Regions from separate parts of the Homo sapiens genome. Here regions 2 and 3 are each linked to region 1. Evidence: read pairs that join two places in POLR2A ChIA-PET (ENCODE). Cell type or tissue: CD4-positive, alpha-beta T cell. All regions are shown on one strand. Each heading gives the region's core, and the rest is flanking DNA. Links, peaks and the distances in the headings are about the cores only. Region 1 overlaps LINC02815 (long intergenic non-protein coding RNA 2815). Region 2 holds the start of LOC124904540 (a long non-coding RNA gene). Region 3 has its middle 97 kb from the start of LINC02815.

Region 1 (6,558 bases), core at 1,395-3,894:
GGTGGCAATTTTCACTTCCCAGGCCCCTAGCCAGTAGTAGAATATAGAGAAAAGATGAGGTTTCTTCATTTCATAAACAATCAACTAATCAATAAGCAGGCAGCCCTCTTCCTCTGAATGTCCTGCGTTAATTGAAAACCAGAGGACTTTGATCACTGAGGATTGTGTTGCATAACTGGTTTCAATGCACCATTGTTTTCCTCCCTGGTTTTTTTCCATGATGGAAATGATTTGTTTGCCACACTGGGCAGGAGATCATATTTAAATGTTTCTTGGGTTTGATCTCCAAACAGGGGATTAACTAATGCTTGTGCTAAGGTGCAGAGTAGTGGTAAACAGATTTAATAAACTCTAAGTATGTAAGCTGCTGTTGAGGGCAGGGGTAGTCTAAGATGTGGGCACCTGCTGGTTTCCAGCTTGGTCAACACCAGAAAGTGTCACATTTTGTACTTAAAAACTCAGAGGAGTTTGACAGCAGAAGAAGCCAGGGGTGAAGGTGGAGAGGCTGAGAGCCAGGTGTTTCCAACTTAGGTCTGCTTTTGCCATGAACCTGGGCAAGTGATGACAGGTTCTAAAGATCTTCCAAGTGTTCAAGGGCAGAGATGGGGAGGAGGTGGGGGGCCACATTTGCTGAGATTCAGACATTTATGGAGTGCTCCTAAGAAGGGTAATGAACGCCAAGCTACCTGCTCGAGAGAAGGAGATTCACGTTTCCTCTCTTTGCTATGGGAGTGAACAGAGACCATGATTGCTTGCAATAGGAGCCTTCATAACCTCTCTGCCCTTCACCGACGAAAGTGGATTCTATCTTTGCCAGCTCCATTTCTGGGCTTTTACAATTTAGAATCAGGGCAAGGGAGAGAGAGAAAGAGAAATGGAGATTCAAGCAGGCAAGTGGTGGGGAGACAGCTGGGAATTACAGAAGAAGAATCAGAGACTTCCTTGCAGGAGAGAATTAAGAGTAGAGGTTAAATAAAAGAAGCAGAAGAAAATCAGGCACCCACATGGGCTGCCAGGAGGCAAGGCTTTGCTGGGAGCAGAGAGTAAGAGAGAAGTTTTGGAGAATCAGTGAGAGAGCTGGAAAAAGAGGCTTGAGAAAAGTTTTGCTGCATGTTAAACTTCACCCTGTGGTGTGCCTTGATAATCTAAATAGTAATGGAATAGATTTTCATGAACATTTCCAGTAAAACAGACTTTGAGTTGGTGCGTTTTGGAGCCTCTCTGGAACCTGAGATGCTCTGAAGCCTGGATCGCTATGGAAGTAGCCTGCTGGGGGGTGGAGGTTGGCACAGGGGATGCCAGGCAGGTGGTCACCCCCCAGGCCTCAGCTTACCCATCTGTAGCACTGTAAGGACCCTGCCTGTTCCATCCTGTCTTTGCGCTTCTCAGCTCTAGCTTTCTCATTAGGGTGCAAGCTCTTCAAGGCAGGCCTATGTCCTCATCCCCCTGTCCCTCCCACTCCCTGGTGTGCACAAGAGAGGTCAATCGCTCCAGGTCTGTGAGGCAATAGGGTAAGTGTCACGGCCAGCACCACCCCTTCTTCTCCAGGACGGGAACCCTTCAGCCATGTTTCTTTTGAAGCTTTCTTTCCCCCTTTCCCCTTCATGCGTCTCCCCAGATGATGGGCTCACCAACCACATCCTGAGTCCTCTGCACAGGAAAGCAAGAAGGGTTGTTTTCACCCCAGTGCCCTTCCCTTTCCCTTCCCCCACCACCAGCAGCTCAGAAGCCAAAGTCCCCTGGAAATAGGTCTCTGCTTCCTTTGCTAACTCGTGGCTGATGGGCGTGTGTGGCATCCACCCCAGCTTCCTCCTCTGTGCCATTAGTTCTGCAACAGCTGGAAAGCAAGTCTGCGCTTCCCAGCACCTTTGCGCTAGGATTCTGGATGTGATGTGGGTTCTGCCAATCAGATTAGTCCCATTTTTTCTGTCACGAGACTAAATTTGAGGCAGGGTTAAGCTGAGAGACAGAGGCAGGGAGGGACGCACCCATGTAGGGGCAGAGCTCCTAGAAAAAGCATTGCAGTTTTAGCCCTGGCTTCCCGGTGTGACTGGGGCCTCCCTAATTGTAGCAGAAGGCAGGTCCTTCCGCATCCAGCCCTGTGGCGTGGCTTTGGGAAGCGAACCTGCCTCCTAATGATTCCGGGAGTCATGTAATTCCCCATGAGCACTCCCTTTCTGCTTTCAGAAAGACTTGTCTCTCTGCTGCTGAGTCCTGCCTGACACCTACGAGCACCCTGGTTGGGTGGGCAGCTGCAAGAGGCTGGCCCCCCATCCAGAGGAGGCTTTGTGACGAGGTCCTGGCCATGGGCAGGTCTACAGAAGTTGCTGGCGGGGCTTCTGGGGACGAAGAAGCAACCCCAGCTGGCTGCTCAGCTCCTTAACTGTCTGCCATTTGCCCTCTGGGATGTGGTCTCGACACCTCAGCTTGAGTGCTAAGAGGCAAGCAGCAGAGGAGAACGTGGGCTCAGGTGTCCCGGCAGGAAGAAGAGCACCCGGGGCTCTGCGGCTAAGGTGCTGCCGCCCTGCACTTGTGTGGGAGCCCCTTCAGAGGCTGCCTCTCTCTTCTACTTCCCTGATCCCCTCTCCTGCCCAGCACTAGGGAATCTTTGCTCGTTGGGTCTTTTATTTTTAGCTACACGGTTCAATGAAAGCCTTTCTGCTTTCTCTGCATTGATTTTGCAGAACAATCCAAGGGTCGGTCTGATGCTTTTATGGCTCAAATTTCCTGGGGTTTATTTTTCACGAGTAAAAGTAAAAGTTAAAACTCCTGTTTGTACCTTTAGATAACTAGCTTACCGTGGTGTGGACGGGTAGAGAATGAGGGAGACGGAGAGACTTTGGAGTCAGACTGAGTAGTTTTAATCTGGGCTCCATCACTTACTAGCTGTGTGGCGTTGGGGGAGTAAATAAGCCTCTCTGAGCTTCAGTTTCCTCATTTATAGATTAATAATAGCAACAATACTCAGCTCATAACCACTCAGGTTGTTTGTGAAGTTCAAATAAGGTAATGCTTATAAAACTGAGAGGCCAGGTGCGGTGGCTCATGCCTATAATCCCAGCACTTTGGGAGGCTGAGGCGGGCGGGTCACGAGGTCAAGAGATTAAGACCATCTGGCTAACACGGTGAAACCCCGTCTCTACTAAAAATACAAAAATTAGCTGGGTGTGGTGGCGGGCACCTGTAGTTCCAGCTACTCGAGAGGCTGAGGCAGGAGAATCACTTGAACCCAGGAGGTGGAGTTTGTAGCGAGCCAAGATCACGCCACTGCACTCCAGCCTGGCAACAGAGCAAGACTTCGTCTAAAAAAAAAAAAAAAAAAAAAAAAAGACTAGTTCATGATACTTATTAAGAGCTTAATTTTAAAAAAACAAAGCTCTTATTGTAATTACCTTTAGTTTTTTCATTTATAAAGAGGACAAAGAAAATCAGCATACACGCACACTCACTGATATAGAACTGGCTCCAGCGCAGGGAGTTCTATTTTAAGCAGGCCCAAGTGGGCCTTGTCTCTACAAGTCAATAGCAAAATAGAGGGTAAGGGGAGATCTGAATGGTTCTGGGAGCAGCCGGGGAAAGCAGAAACCAGGTTCATTTAGAGAGACGTGGGAGGACGAGCTTCTGTCTCTGGGTGGCCTCTCTTCCTCTCTGGAAACTTCTTCTGCAGCAGATGGGCTATGCAGGATTCCCTCTCACCATGCACAGGCCGCAGCAGGCTGGCCCAGGACTCCCACTTAGTGCAGATTTTATGTCTGTTAAACACACATGACCCTTCTTTGGGACAAAGAAATTCTGGGTTTAATAGAGGCTCATCATCAGGCTAAAAACAATCTGGTGAGGCCACAGTTGGGTGTATGAGGCTCTTCTTGGTCCATGGCAAGGAAGGAAAATTCACTCTGCCCACTGATTATATAGGCCGCAGAATACTAGAGATTTGGGTGGTCTTTTTGTTTTACAAAAGTACAGCAGGCCACTTAGAACAAAAACATGGACTAGTTTAGGACTGGGGAGAAGAAATACATTTTGGTTCGTCTAAATCTCCTAGAATTGTTTTCTCAGCTTCTTCTAGATCCATACTCATTTCAAACTTGATCTCTAGCTTGAGAATTTTTGAAATGTAGCTGAATCATTTGAATCCATCCCCCATGTCGACAATCTGTAACTCAAAACTTACCCATAACACAAATAAGTATTTGCAGAGGGGAGGTTCAAGAATGCTTAAAAGTTTAATTGAAGGCTTCCCTCATTGTTCACAAGTTTGCTTTGGGGTTCACTGAGAAGAATTAACATTTGTGGATAGTGTGGGCATCAGAACTGGACCTCTTTCATACAAGGCTTTGATGCCTCCAGCAACAGAATGGCTGTCTGTAGTCCGCTTGGCTGTGGCTCTGAGTTTGAGGGCTGGCTCCAGGCCTCCTGGGGCTTCCCCATCCCTGCACCTTCCCACTAGCCACTTCCTTTGTGGTTTCCAACGTGTCCTCTCTCAGAGTGCTGCTCAAATCTGTTTTGATTGGGGTGGTCAGTTCACAAGTTAAGAATGTGTACATTTGATCAAAACTTGTTCTGCTCCCATCTTGAAAACTTCTAAGTTCTGATGTCTGTCATTAAGAACTATGTTCATTGTATTTGATAGTACAATAGGAAAATTACAGTTAACAGTTGTTTATTGTAAATTTCAAAGTGACTAGAAGAGAAGAATTATAATGTTCCCATCACAAAGAAAGGATAAATGTCTGAGCTGAGGGATATCCCAATTACCCTGACTTGATCATCACACACGGCATACAGGTATCAGAATCTCACACGTACCCCCAAAATATGCACAACTATTATATATAAATTTAAAAACTATAATAAAAAAGAATTATGTTCATTGAAATTAATTTTGAGGGAATTTTGTCTCTGTTGCCTGACTAAACCTGCTTAGTCAAAATATAGCCTTATCTTTAAATTTCTTTGCCCATGTATGTTCTTCAGTTAATTTTTTTAACCTCATTTCCCTCCACATCACCTTCCCCCTCCTCTGCTAACTTGTCTTACGTGTGCCACCGCCTCCATCTTTCTTCTGACCTTTTAGTGGAGGCATCCTTATGCATTTTGTTTCTCATCTTATATCTGATTTATAAAGAAAACCAGTACGGTCACACCCTCTATGCTTGCCTGAGTTACCACCTAGCAAAGTGATGTATCCCAGAAAAACATCTGAAAGTAAGTTTTCAGGTCCCTTCAAGGATTATTTTGTCTCTAGTTACAGCACATGGATCCAGATAGCAGATGAAATACATTTCTTTTCTTCGTGCTTAAAAACACTAACCGCGGCTGGGCAAGGAGCCTTATGCCTGTAATCCCAGCACTTGGGGAGGCCAAGGCAGGTGGATTGCTTGAGCTCAGGAGTTCAAGACCAGCCTAGGCAACATGGTGAAACCCCTTCTCTACAAAAATTACAAAAATTAGCCGGGCGTGGTGGCAAGAGCCTTGTAGTCCCAGATCCTCTGGAGTCTGAGGTAAGAAGATCGCTTGAGCCTGGGAGGCAGAGGTTGCAGTGAGCTATGGTGGTACCACTGCACTCCAGCCTGGGCAACAGAGACCCTGGCTCAAAAATAAAAACACCAAACAATTCCCAGTGTAAAAAAAATAAAAATAAAAACACCAACTGCATCTTTCTTTATTTGATCTTATAGTCATGCTGACCCTCCGTCTAACTTTTGTCTGTTCTCCACATCCCACATCTCCTAATTTTATTTGTCTAAAAACTTCCCACAGGAACATGAAAACATGAGCTCTCAAGATGTCCATTGGTTTAGGGAGGAGAAGCTGGCTGAGAGGATAGAACATAGATGAAGGTGTAGAGAACAGCACCACTTCCAGACTAAGACTTTGGATTCAGGAAAAAAAAATGTGGGTTCTCCTTCCAATTAGGGGGCATGGCAATGAGTGGGAAATGCGGCTTCTTTAGGGAAGGAGCCAAAGCTTCCTAGCTTTATAGTTTGGATAGAACTAAAATTAAGATTTCAACTGGGGGCAGTAGTACCCAGGTCTTGGACGCTCAGTGCGGCCTCTTTGAGGGCCAGTTTTCCATTGCACACCATGGGAGTGACCACATTTTGATTCGGGGCTTGAGTAGTCATTTCAGACACATTTACCAGGTGTGTGTTGTGGATAAACCATATGGTGTTTAACACAAAGTATAGATGTCCTAGGCCTAGTGCCCCTCAGGGAATAAAAATAATAATAACAATAATAAAAATGAGATGATGAAGCAAGTTCACCCACAATTATATTCCAGAAAGGATATAACCACCAAGACAGAGATCCCAAGAGGGGAAGCGGGTGTTTGGAAATGTGGCAGATCACATCCTTTTGAGGGCAGAAAGGAAGATAATTCTAGAGACCCAAGAAAGCAAGATAGGAAGGATTAGTTTTCCCAGCACAAATTTTGGTAGTTGAGGAATTTATGGGAGCAACAATAAAGCATTTAAAAATCCTGGCTGTATCGTTCAAAATCGTATTACTTGGGTATCTATTCTACAATACATATTTTACTTAATGAAAAAATGA
Region 2 (6,558 bases), core at 1,864-4,363, 120 kb before region 1:
GAGTGGAAATGTTACAAAGAAGCTTCTCATGAAAACTTGACTCTCAAATGAGCCAAAGGCAGTGATGCCCAGAAATGGAGTTGTGGTAACACTTAAAGGAATGTATCAGTTGTCTATTGCTCTATAATGAACCCCAAAACTTAGTAGCTTCAAATGATTAGCTTATTCTTTCACACGGTCTCCGTGGATCAGGAGTCAAGGGCAACTTAATTGGGTGCTTCTCACTTGGAGTCTCTTGTGAGACTACAGTCACCTGAGGTTTAGACTGGGGCTGGAGGACCCACTTCCCAGATGGCTCACCCACCTGGCTGTCGGCAGGAGGCTGCAGTTCCTCTCCATGTGGTCGTCTTCACAGGTCTGGTGAGTATTTTTACAATATGGCATCTCCTCATTCTTTCCACCTCCCCTTCCTGCCCACCTCACCATGCCCAATGTATTTTTTCTCTTGTCAGTGATTCTCAACCTGTATGGAGTCACAGGCTCACTGTGGCCTAATGAAAACTAGGGACTCTTCCTGAGTAAAGTACACATATGCATTTACACAGAATATTCTAGATAGAATTTCAAGGGGCTCCAAGGTTAAGTACCAATTGGATCCACAGAGAGCTCTGTCAAACGTGAATCAAATTGTGTAATTCCCTGTTTGAATCCTTCTGTGACCCCCACTGTCCATAGGATAAAAAACTTCTTTAGCACACCATGATCTGACTCCAACTTACTTTTAATAACAATAACCTTATCATCACATGGAATGTCTTCTACATGGCAGACACTTTTCACACTTTCTTCCTAATTCTTAGAAGAACTCTGCAAGGAGTGGATTTTATGATTCCATTTTAGAGATAAGGAGAAGCTCAGAGCTGAAATCTGGCCGATTCAGCACCTGCCTCATCTCCCCCACACCCCCAAGTGAATGGTTGAGTTTAGGGGAGCCCGGATTCTTCTGACTCTGAAGCTGGCATCCCTCCAGGCCTGGCCACCCCGCTTTCTGCCCCTTCTTGTCTACTGCCAGGCACGCTCCTTTCTGTTGCTTCAGAACCACTCATCATTTCCAGACATGCTGTGGGTTTTGTGTAGGAAGCTTTTTCTACCTTAAAGGTCCTTTCTTCCCATCTTGTCCTCCTCCTCCAACCTTCTCTAATCATTGTGCTCTGATATCCTATTCCTTCTTCAAGACTCAGGGTGTCATTTCTTCCATGATCTTTTCCTGAACTATGACTTTCCAGTGCTCCTTCACATATTCCACGGCAACCACCAGGCTGTGTCATAATTTCTCATGTACTCACCTATATACTTACTACCCCTAGACTGTTTCTTGAAGGCAAATATCAGTCATGCCTTTCTAACCTTTTTATAAATCTAGCTTTTCATAGGATAGGTGTTCACTGTATATTTGTTGAGTGAGTGAATGAATGAATGAATGGCATTTTCTGTAAGAATTCCCCCTAGCATGTAAATTATCCAGCTTTTGAATAAATGTAGCTAGGATCTAGGGCTTCTTGAGGCTTCAGTCTTTTTAGGATATCTCTCATGAGCCTAGGGGTGGCAGTGTGATGCCACACCTGAAAATACTCTGCCATTTTCAAAGCTTTAACATTTTGGCACCCAAGGGGAGAAGCCACAGAGTTGATCTGTGCCTAGCTTTTGTAGTTAACCTGTCTCATTTGAACAGGCAGGGAAATTGACACTCTGAGAATGAAAGTATTTCTACCCAAGGTCTTGTCATTTAATGTTGTGCTGAATAGGGACCAGGAGCTGGATGTCCTGAGCTGCGTGTTGAGATCTTCTCCCTACAGACAATGTTGAAGACTTGTAAAGGTTCTACCTCTTTGAAATTTTTTTTTTTTTTTAAGATGGAGTCTCACTCTGTTGCCCAGGCTGGAGTGCAGTGGCACTATCTTGGCTCACTGCAACTTCCACCTCCTGGGTTCAAGCCATTCTCCTGCCTCAGTTTCCCCGAATAGCTGGGATTACAGGCATATGCCACCACGCCTGGCTAATTTTTGTATTTTTAGTAGAGACAGGGTTTCACCATGTTGGCTAGGCTGGTCTTGAACTAACGACCTCAGGTGATCCGCCCATCTCGGCCTCCCAAAGTGCTGGGATTACAAGTGTGAGCCACCACGCCTGGCCTACCTTCGAAATCTTAAAGGGCAAAGCTGACTTCAAACAGACTTCAAGCAGTTGTTTTGGTATGGCTCCATTTTAATAAGAAAAAATATAAATATGTAGATGGATACATCGACAAAGTGGTAAAAGAATATGCATCAAGTAATAACTGTTATCTCTGGGATTAGATTAAACTTATTTATTTATTTATGTATTTATTTATGTATTTATTTTGAGATGGCATCTTGCTCTGTCACCCAAGCTAGAGTGCAGTGGCACATTCTTGGCTCACTGCAATCTCCGCCTTTGGGGTTCAAGAGATTCTCTTGCCTCAGCCTTCCAAGTAGCTGGGACGACAGGCGTGTGCCACCACGCCTGGTTAATTTTTGTATGTTTAGTAGAGAGGGGGTTTCACCGTGTTGGCCAGGCTGGTCTCGAACTCCTGGCCCCAAGTGCCTGCCTGGGCCTCCCAAAGTGCTGGGATTATAGGCGTGAGCCACTGCACCCAGCCTCTGGGATTTTAAATTATTTTTATTTACTTTTTAATGTATGTTTTAAAATCTTTCTATAAGGTATATAAATTACATATTCGATTTTTAAAGCTTCTAGTTGTTAAAAGAAAAATGCCCTGTGCATAAGATAAGCTATCACTGTAATTTAATTTTCTGACTTTTCTTTCTGAACACAGATAAAATCATGCCTATTTTGCACTTAACACAGGAAGTGGTTTCTAGAGTAGCAGAAAGTCTCAGTGACTTCGAGGTACATAATTCTACCTCTAAGGCAGCGTCATCAAGATTATATTTACATGTGTTTAGTTCAGTGAAGTAGTTGTCTCAGGTGCTTGTTTAGATCTAACATCTTCAAGGAATGTCAGGAAGCCTAGAGGCTGAAGAAAGATGCAGAATATTTTCTAAATGTCTGGCAATGAGGAAAATCCGTCAGTATTTTCCTTGTGATTAACTTGTTGATGGATTTTCTTTTAAAGAAGTCAAGTAAAGAGAAACTATCCTAAGGGAGCGGGAACAAAGGCGGGACTATTCTGACTCACTCACCTCTGTGTTGATGGTGCCCTTTGGCGTCAGTTTCAAAGTAATTCATTCACATCTGCTCGGCAAGTACACATTGCATGCTCATTAATTCCAGGTGCTGTTAGGGTTCCCGGGGATGCAGCAGTAAAGAAAGCAGAGTTCCTGACCTCATGGAGCAATACTTGCATGTGGGAGGAGACAGATGTGGCAAATAAGTAAATATATAGCACATCAGCGGTGATAAGTAAGTGAAAAAAACGAATGGTGAGGGGGGTTGGGCCTGCCTGGAGGGCGAGAGGGCGGGGGAAGCCATAGTTCTGCTTTCAGTAGGGTGCCTGCAGGATTCTTCCATAAGGAGACATTTGTACCCAGACCGAAGGGGAAGGGAGGGAGCAAAGGTTGTGGTATCTGGGGGAAGAGCCCTCCAGAAGACAAAGACCCTGAGATGGGAGCATACTGATGGGGCCTGCAGGGACAGCAGCCGGGGCAGGGAGATCAATGGAATGGGGAGTGAACCAGGCTGTGTAGGGCAGAATATGGGGTCTTGTAGGCCACTGAAAGCATTTTTCTATTTTTAAATTCTGAGTGAGACCTGATGCGATTAAGGGATAGGGCACAAGACAGTTACTAACAAGAGGCACTAGGATGCTAAAGACTCATGGAGACTAGGCTGTAAGGGACAAAGTCCAGACGTGGGGAGCCATTAGGGGCTGTTGCCCATCCTGAAAGATGATAGAGGCTTGCGGGGGATGGGGAGGGAGGTGACAGGAAATGGCTGGATTCTGGATATAATTGAAGGCAGAATCCACTGGATTTGCTGGGAGATGAAGAGTGGGGTTTTTCCTGAGCAGTGGAGTAGATAATGGCTCTATAATCAGAGAAGGTTTTCGGCAGATGCGTTTCAGTTATCTACTGCTGAGTGACAAACAAACCAACCATCCTGCACTTAGTGGCATGAAACATCAGCAATCATTTGATTTGCTCACCAGTTGCAGCCTGGGCAGGGTTCGATGGGGACGGCTGCAGGTGAGATTAGTTAGGGCAGCTCAAAGGTTGGCTGGAGCCATCTGAGGCTTGTTACTCACACGTCTGGCTGTGGATGCTGGCTGTCAGCTGGGCCGTCAGCTGCGATGTCAGCCAGAACTCCTGCACCTCCTCGTGTTGGGGTTCACTCCCTCATGGCATGGCGGCTGGGCTCCAAAAGTGGCCTCCCAAGAAAACAAGATATGAAGCAGGTGACATTTTCATGCCTTTGCCTCAGAACTCCCATAGTCTCATTTCTGCTGTCCTTTATTGCTTGAAGGAGTCACGAAGATTGGTCCGAGTTCAAAGGAAGGAGACACGGACCCTGGCCCTGGATGGGAGGGTGTCGATGTCACATTGTAGAAGAACATGTGGGATAGGAGGTATTGTGCCCATCTTTGGTCAATGTCGTCTGCCACGTGAAGGATGCAGAAATCAAGATTTGTAGAGCATAAGCTGCTTGTTAACTATCACAGAGGGATGTTGAGTTGGCAGATGGATGTATGAGTCAAGAGAGGTCAAGGTTGGGGAAATACACGTTGGAGGCTTTATTATACAGTTGATATTTAAAGCCACCTGGAATGAGGAGAGACGTGGTGGTGGGAGGAGGAGGAGGAGAGGAAGGAGGATCAGGATAAGAGAGAGTTTATTAAGCATTGCATTTTTTTTTTTTGAGATGGAGTCTCGCGTTGTCACCCAGGCTGGAGTGCAATGGCGCCATCTTGCCCCACTGCAACGTCCGCCTCCCAGGTTCAAGCGATTCTCCTGCCTCAGCCTCCCCAGTAGCTGGGATTATAAGCACATGCTGCCATGCACAGCTAATTTTTTGTATTTTAGTAGAGACGAGGTTTCACCGTGTTGCCCAAGCTGGTCTCGAACTCCTGAGCTCAGGCAATCCACCTGCCTCAGCCTCCCAAAGTGCTAGGACTACAGATGTGAGCCACCGTGCCCAGCCACATTGCATAATTTTTATTGAGTAGCTCTATACTTAGCCTCGTGGGAGGTACTTTGCACAGCTTAGAGCAAGATGAAGGCCTCCCTGCCCCAGCCCCAGCCCACAGTGAAGCAGGCCTCACTCTGTACCACCATAGAACTCGGCTCAGTTTCTGACTCTGTATTTTTCTCTTGCTCCCCGTGCCCCTGGTGCTGGAGCGCTTAATTAGATCTAACAAGGTCTCTTTTGTCCTTGTGCTTTGGAGTGTCTTCAGGCTTTCCCTGGATAATGATAGCCAAAAGTATTCAGAGTTTTAGAAAACCTAAAACCTAAAACCTTCAAAAGGGCAATGTTGAGAAATAAAGAAATGAATTATTCCATTGTTAAGCAACTCATGTCTGAGTAAGAGAAAACTTGAATTTATGGTGGTTAAAGTATATGTGAGATATTAAAAACAAAAGAGAGAGAGAAAGAAAAAAAACCCAGAAAGCCATTTTTTGATCCTCAAGAGATCAGATGAAGTTTCTATGTGAAGCATTGAGAGATCTTTATTTTATGATAAGGCTAAATGCCAGATTGTCAAAAAAAGGGTCAAATATAAACTTCTTTGCATAATACGTAAATCCATTAATAATCTGACCCTTTCTTTTCCAATCTCCTCTACTAGCAACCTCCAGTATATTCTGGTTACCCTGCTCCAAAAATGCTCTAAACATGCCATGCCTGTGTACTACTTCCCCATGGTTTATTCTCCCTCTCCATTTCTGGCCAACTCCTACTCATCCTTTAAAACTCAGCTTGAATGTCATCTCCTCTACAAAGCAGGTGGTTGTAGTCACCTCTATTAGTGTTCCCATCTTTTGTATATACTTCCTATGATTCTGATCACATTCTGCTTAATATCTTATCACATCCTGTCATGTATATGCTCATCTCCTCTAGCAGTCAGTTTTTTAAGGGCAGTAAACCTGGGTGCTTTTTTGTTTTTTGCAGTCCCAGTCCCAGCAGTGCTGAGCAACAGAAGAGATAAACACCACAGTTTTTAGGAAGTTCAGTTGCATAAGAGATGACAGTAGAGGCCCCTGCATGTCTATTGCAGACAATTACTTACGGGCTCACAAAAGAATATTCTCTGGTTTTGCCCAGTGGGATGCACTGTCCTACAAAGGCTGAAGATTTTGGGGAGGCAACAGACACACCAAACAGACTTCCTTTTCTATATCTTTCAGTTGCTGACACTATTAAGAAATAGAGACTGGGCATGGTGGCTCACACGTGTAATCCCAACACTTTGGGAGGCCGAGGTGGAGGATTGCTTATGACCAGGAGTTTGAGACCAGCTGGGCAACATAGTGAGACCCCATCTCTACCACATACACACACACACACACACACACACGCAAATTAGCTGGGCGTGGTGGCAAGCCCCTGTAGTCCCAGCTACTCAGGAGGCTGAGGTGG
Region 3 (6,558 bases), core at 1,456-3,955, 71 kb after region 1:
GCATTAAATTTTAATTTTTAATTTTAATTTTTTTTGAGACAGGGTTTTGCTATGTTACTCAGGCTGGAGTGCAGTGGTGTGATCATGGCTCACTGCAGTCTGGACCTCCCAGGCTCCAGGGATCCTCCCACCTCAGCCTTCCAAGTAGGTGGGACCACAGGCACGTGTATCACCACACCCAGCTAATTTTTGTATTTTTGGTAAAGACGAGGTTTCACTATGTCACCCAGGCTGGTCTCAACCTCCTGGGCTCAAGCGATTTTCCCACCTCAGCCTCCCAGTGTGCTGGGATTACAGACGTGAGCCGCCACGCCTGGACAGGTCAAATATTATAAATTTTTCTGTGAAGGTGTTTTAAATGAGATCAACATTTAAATCAGTAGACTTTAAGGACAGCAGATTAGCCTCCATAACACGGGTGGGCCTCATCCAAACAGTTGAACACCTTAAGAGAAAAAGACTGAAATTTCCCAAGGAATATGGAATTCCTCCAGCAAACGGTCTTCAGTTTTGAACTGAAACTCTTCCCTGGGTTTCCTGCCTGTCCACCTGCCCTACAGACTTTAGATCACCCTGGCCTCTACAGTCCTGTAAACCCATTCCTTAAAATAAAGTTTCTCTCCCTCTCTCTCTTTATGCACACACACACACACACACAGAAACACACAGACACACAAACACACACATACACATACACACAAACCCACACATACACACACACACACATGCACACACATATACACATACACACAAACACATACACAGAAACACACAAACATAGCACACACACATACACATACACACACACACAAACACACAGACACACACACATCCTGTGCATTCTGTTTATCTGGGTTCAAACTCCAGCTCTTCCACTTACAGTGAGATTTTAGACAGGCTATCTCAAATCTTTGCTTCTGTCTCTGTAAAGTGGAGATTATACATTTAGTCCAGTGCCTGGCACTTAGGAAACTATTAATAAATTAGAACTCTAACCTTCATCAGGCCATGATGATTATCATAGTAGCACTGGGAAAAACTGTAAGAAGTCTTGCCCTTCCTGTTCTTCAAGAAATCTTGTCTCTATCCCTCATTCTAAGCAGTGAAAACCTCACCTTTTCTTGAAAATCTCAAGGAAATGAGATTGTACAGACATCCTCTGCTGAGCACAGCAGCCCTGCCCGGCACGTGAGGGCCCGATGGCCCCAGTCCCACCTCTCCCCTCACTGCCGGGCAGCAGGGAGGAAGCAGCAGAAAGCGTTTCCCAGTCAGGACACGTTTGTTGTCAGCTCTTTCCTGGACAGAGCCAGCTTTTCCTTCTTGTTTTACTTGGCATCGATCTGTGTATTATCTGTGCAGTTCTCTGGAAAAGAACAGAAAACCAACTTCCTATGTGAATAGCCAAGAGCACTGACCTCTCTGATCTCTGGCTGTCTTCAGGACTAACTCAGAATTCCTGGCTCCTCCTGTCTCTGGCCAGGGAGGCCGCCTGAGTTGGTGCACAGAAACCTCAGCTGGTATCGGGAATGTTCTGCAGGACCAAGGGTGGTTCCAGGGTTTTTACATAGAAGGGGCTTGAAGGCAGGAGTTTGGTTGAAAGAGAAATTGTCCTATAATTGTATTTGCAGCACAAACACAATGGTTTTATTTAGAAGGCATATCACAGAGCATGAGGGTGACAAACTGGCCAGTGGGATAAATCTGTCCCCCTACCTGTTTTCGTAAATGAGGTATTGTTGGAACGCTTCTATGCCCTTTCTATTGCCTAAGACTTCTTTCGCATTGTAGCGGCAGAGCGGAGTAGTTGAAACAGAGGCTGTATGTGTGATCGCAAAGGTCTAAAATACTTACAATCAGGTCCTTTACAGGAAAAGTTTGCAAATCCCTGTAACACAGCAATAAAACAGCACATTTTAAAAAAAGATGCTACATTTATAACAATGTGCGTAAAAATAAGAAACTATCCTTTGCTCATTTCAAATCATATTTTGGGGATGTCTCGGTGGGTGGTTTAATGAGGCCCCTGGGTGGGAAGAGGAGTGTAAATTTTCCTAAGTGACGTTTGTGCTGTGACCATGGAGACACTCCTTCCTCAACCCAGGTCCTCTGAATCTCACAGAATGCCAACCTGTGGTCTGAGTTTCTGCTTTGTTTTCAGGTTTTGGCCTCTGCCCAGCAGCACAGACTGTCCTCTCACCCGGGTTGTTTTTTCAGTTTTTCTTGCATCGTGGCAGCTATGGAAAACGGCATTCATTATTTGTAAAAGGATGCGGCTGCTCACGGCTGAGGAGACAGCCACAGGAGCTGTCCCAGACCCCATCCCCAGGACTGAGGCATTGGCCTCTGCACACGTGAAACCCATTAGCAGCCCGGAAGACACTGCAGCGGAGGGCTGGGAGGCTCCCGCTGGTGAGCTTCCCCTTGTTCCTGGTGACAGCGCTCTGGATCTGCCACTCAGGGTGTCAAGGAGAGTCGGTCACACTTTCCTGTTCCTGCTCCAGGATGGGGCCTCCTGTCCCCCAGGGCCCCAACCTTAACAAAAACCTGAAGGAGCATGCTAGGTCCTGGTTGAGTTGTTTTCTCCTATGTTTCATTTAAGCCTAATTAAAGTTCTGGTATTAGGCCAGAGAGATATGATACTATTAGCTATGTTTTGTAATGGAGGAAATGGAACCTCAGAGCACTGCGGCAAGTTGCTCAGGTAAATGGGCTCTGAGCCAGAGGATCAAGTGCTGGCGGTGTGCTGGCAATGCCAACAACAGGATCTCCTTGCACAGCAGGGAGTGGGGAAGCCTCATCCACAGCATCTGCCCCAGCCCTTGAATAAATCCCCTACCCAGGGGGCTCACCAACCCCGGACTAGGATCCCTGACCCTCTCTGGGCCTCTATTCCCTGACCTGTGGGTTGAGAAGGTGTAGCGCCTGGAGCTGCGGAGCAGACCTGCACAGGAAGTGCTTTAAAAGCCACAGAACCTTTAAAAGCCACAATCTTAGACGGCGTGGGTCGGTGCCAGCAGAGTAGGAGCCCCAAGCATGAAAAGACCTGGCACATCCCACCTCGGTCACCCATGTGCGACTAAAAGCAGATCCGACACTAAGCCATATGTTTAAGAAGGCGTTTTTCTCATGATGCCTATGTAAATCATCACATAAAAAAAGTGTTGGGCTCCCTATCTTGCTATTGCCCTAAGCATGTTTTTGGCCTTTCCACTGGGTGACCCAGCCTGGGGACAATATGTTTGAGAAAGATAGGTATCTTGTAGCTTTCAGGACCCAGCTGGAAACTTTAGGAGAATTAGGGGTATCCAGTATCCAGGTTGGAGTAACTTCAACAGCCTGGGACTGAGTTTAGACAAATGGCCTGCAGAATTGTACCTAACTAGCTGTGTAATCACTCATGAATTGTTTTCTGAGCACCTCTGGCAAGGTGCTGAGGGGGAAGAGGTGAGATGCTTGTCTTCTCTGGGGCTGGGGATGGAGTGAAAGATGCATGTGGCAGAGGCCACTTATGACCCAGGGAGTGCTGCTGCCATGATACCTGGGCAGCATCCGAGGGCCCATAATGGCCAAGTGTGCTGTAAGGGGGTCAAGAGATCACCGTTGAAGTTGGCAGCTGTGGGAGGCTTCCAGAATGGCAGATGGAGCTGGGCCTCGAAAGGCAGGTGGGATTCCAGCAGGTGAGGACGGAGGCTGGACCAGCACTCTCAGGGATCCATCGAGTGGTTTTTCCTTTCTCTGTTTCACTTGGATGCCCTTGATTCTCACTTCCATTTCCTCTCCTGGTTTGACCCCTGAACTACATCCACAGGTGAGAGGGCAGCCTTGACTCCCCTGTTCTGGGACTGGTTATTAGGCTTGGTAGGGGTGGAGAGGAGGGTGGCTTCCTCCCAGAGGCAGTAGTAATATACCCAACCGACACTCCAGCTTTCCTTAAAGGCATCTTCGCATCCCTTTAATGAGTTCATTTTTCCATTATGTAGCCTAGAGGTGTGTGATTGGTTAAAATTCAAAGAACTAGTATTTGGCCACCTTTTAGCACCATTTAGCAATTATTTCAAATATGTTCCTTTAGAATGTGCAGGTGCTTGTTAAGAGTTCTTTTCAGCAAAGATCCTAACACAACCGGAAAAGTCCTCGTGTAATATCCTGTTACGTTCTCTAGGTTGATTTTACATTCTGCCTATATGACTGAACACATTTCCAATGCAATTAAAAAATAGTTTGCAACAACTCAGTGGGTGCTGATGTGCAGCTTCCTCAGTTGCCTGGCCCATCATTTTCATCAGGTTACTCTTAGGGCGTTCTGTGACCCATAACACTAAGGCTATGTGACCCATAACGTAAGACCAAGGCCTGCTGGCCTATAAGGCAAGGTGCTGTTACCAGCTTACTTGATGCCCCTGGCTCATCTTAGACTTGAGGTCTCCTAACTCCTTGCTTAGAACACTTTCACAAGATTCTTTTGTCCCCTAAACAAAACAAAACAAAACAAAACAAAACAAAAAACAACCCAAAACCAAAAGCCTTGAGACCTCACTTTTTGATTTGAATTTTTATTTAACCTAATGTCCTTTTATCTCTTAATAGTTGGCTCTGGAACCCACTATGCAGCTGAATCCTCTTTCGTCAGCCCTTGTGTTTGTTGGTATAATTTGGTGTAAAGGAAAATAAAAAACTCTCAGGACCCCCGAAGTCCTTATGCAAAAGGGAAGGTTAAGCCTGGAGACGGAGTCACATAACACTCCCTTCCAAATGAAGAGCTGTTACCAGCATTATGTGGTTCCCCTCTGGAAGGTAAAAGTCCTCAGACATCTACAAAGGACTACCCCACAGACCATTCATAAGTAAATTCTTTGCTAGCCTCCTATAAATAAGCACATGTCAATTGTAACTTTGGATCTACAGTCTAAGGCTAGCGCCAAAAACTAGTCAGTTCATTCTGTATTGATAATGTGAGTTACAAGCTTATCTTCCCAGGTGCAGAACATAGACAAGATGAGACCAGTCATTCCTCCACCTACCCAGAGAAGTCTGCATAATCAGTTCTTCATTTACTCCCTTTTTTCTCTTCAAACATTCCCTTTATCTTATGTAAAATATAGATTTAGTGAGCACTAATTAAAGTCTTACAAGAATGTGACCATTTACCTTACTGCCTACCTGCCTGTCTTCCTACCTGCCTTCCCCCCTTTAAGGAAATGTACAAAGACTAAACCTTCTGAAAACCTTTTTAGAAAAAAACAGCCACAGATGTGTCAGTGTTTTCCCTGGATGCTCCCTCCAGCTGGCTTAATAAACCTTGATTGACTGAGACTTTTGCTTCAGTCACTCATTTCAGTTATCATCAGATTACATGAGAATATCACTGTGATATCTAGAAAAACAGCCTCTGCTGCTGTAGGAACCATGCTTGGAAGGTCTTCCTTCATTTTCAGTGCCTGCCTGCCCTTCTGCAGTAAAAATCACCTACTCTACCTGCCCTGGCACCTACTCCCCTAGCACCAGCCAAAGGATGCCCCGCTGTGAAGACAAAGCTGGAGTCCCCAGGAGGCATCTCCACATAGGTAGGGTGTTTGGAAGAGGTGGGGTCCTCGGGTCCCACCAGCCAGAGAAACATTCAGTTAAGGCAGAGCCTGGCGTGTGGTCAGGGAATGCTTTGCTGAAGAAGAAATCTCGAAATAGATGTGTAGGTGTAACTGAGTAACCCCCTTTTTCTAAGAGATAGTGAATGAGTTGTTATTATTATTATTTCTCTTCTTTTCTCTTTTCTCTATTTCTCCCTGCTCCCCACTTCCTACTTAGCCCTTCAGAAATGCAATTATAACTTTCTACCTCCCCTTCACCAGACACTCCCTACAGGGTGAGTTCATCTATGTGCTTAGAAGCTCTAGAGGGGGATTGTCTCCCACCAGAAGACTGCCTTGAGGACAACAGTCAATTTACAACTCAAGGTATACCTGCTACAAAACCCTCTCCCACCTGGAGAGTTTTGGCCACCTTTATAACCTAGCTCTACCCACCAAGACACCAACTTGACCACCTGGTAGATAAGGCACTGAAGGTAGTATGTGGACCCCTACCTGTTCACTTCCTGCCCTGCATGTCATTCATGCCAGGTCCCCTTTTGAAAGTGCCCACTTTCTTTTTATTTTATTTATTTATTTTTTTGAGACAGAGTCTCACTCTGTTGCCCAAGCTGGAGAAAAGATCTCGGCTTACTGCAGCCTCCACCTCCTGGGTTCAAGTGATTCTCCTGCCTCAGCCTCCTGAGTAGCTGGGATTACAGGCACGCACCACCATGCTCAGCTAATTTTTTGTATTTTTTATTAGAGACAGGGTTTCGCCATGTTGGCCAGGCTGGTCTCGAACTCCTGACCTCAGGTGATCCACCCACCTTGGCCTCCCGAAGTGCTGGGATTATAGGCGTGAGCCACCACGCTTGGCCAAAAGTGCCCACTTTCTGCTCCAAATTTGAAGTGGTACTCTTAAGGCAGGGAAGCCTGTACTTCTTCCCCTAAGCTAGTTTTGGAATAAAAAATCACCTTCTTTGTACCAGAG

Evidence for each region. Peaks named below come from ENCODE experiments on the same cell type or tissue, not always from the same donor. Only the 100,000 strongest peaks of a DNase experiment are listed, where the experiment ranks them.
Region 2: POLR2A ChIA-PET joins it to region 1 with 13 read pairs; 3 of 35 experiments call an interaction of 5 or more read pairs at or near these places.
Region 3: POLR2A ChIA-PET joins it to region 1 with 18 read pairs; 4 of 35 experiments call an interaction of 5 or more read pairs at or near these places.

Annotation. Positions count from the first base shown.
Region 1 is chr1:229,125,342-229,131,899 of GRCh38, reverse strand. The region is part of intron 1 of LINC02815 (long intergenic non-protein coding RNA 2815); the gene reads left to right. Among named protein-coding and RNA genes, the nearest start is that of LINC02815, 26 kb to the left of the region's middle. RefSeq lists an enhancer at 1,584-1,878. In CD4-positive, alpha-beta T cell, for the core only: no CTCF peak of the experiment used is centred there; DNase peaks (open chromatin) are centred at 1,509 and 2,459; H3K27ac peaks cover 224 bases.
Region 2 is chr1:229,250,089-229,256,646 of GRCh38, reverse strand. LOC102723935 (a long non-coding RNA gene) reads left to right here. Exons shown (of 3, transcript XR_426935.4): 1 at 1-360. LOC124904540 (a long non-coding RNA gene) reads right to left here and starts at 3,297. Exons shown (of 2, transcript XR_007066924.1): 1 at 3,165-3,297. It overlaps TMEM78 (transmembrane protein 78), which reads right to left. Exons shown (of 1, transcript NR_172940.1): 1 at 4,837-6,558. RefSeq lists enhancers at 2,001-2,874, 2,875-3,749. In CD4-positive, alpha-beta T cell, for the core only: no CTCF peak of the experiment used is centred there; DNase peaks (open chromatin) are centred at 2,856 and 3,206; H3K4me3 peaks cover 764 bases; H3K27ac peaks cover 1,930 bases.
Region 3 is chr1:229,054,644-229,061,201 of GRCh38, reverse strand. No RefSeq gene overlaps it. Among named protein-coding and RNA genes, the nearest start is that of LINC02815, 97 kb to the left of the region's middle. RefSeq lists enhancers at 733-1,232, 1,860-2,360. In CD4-positive, alpha-beta T cell, for the core only: no CTCF peak of the experiment used is centred there; DNase peaks (open chromatin) are centred at 2,731 and 2,981; H3K4me3 peaks cover 520 bases; H3K27ac peaks cover 907 bases.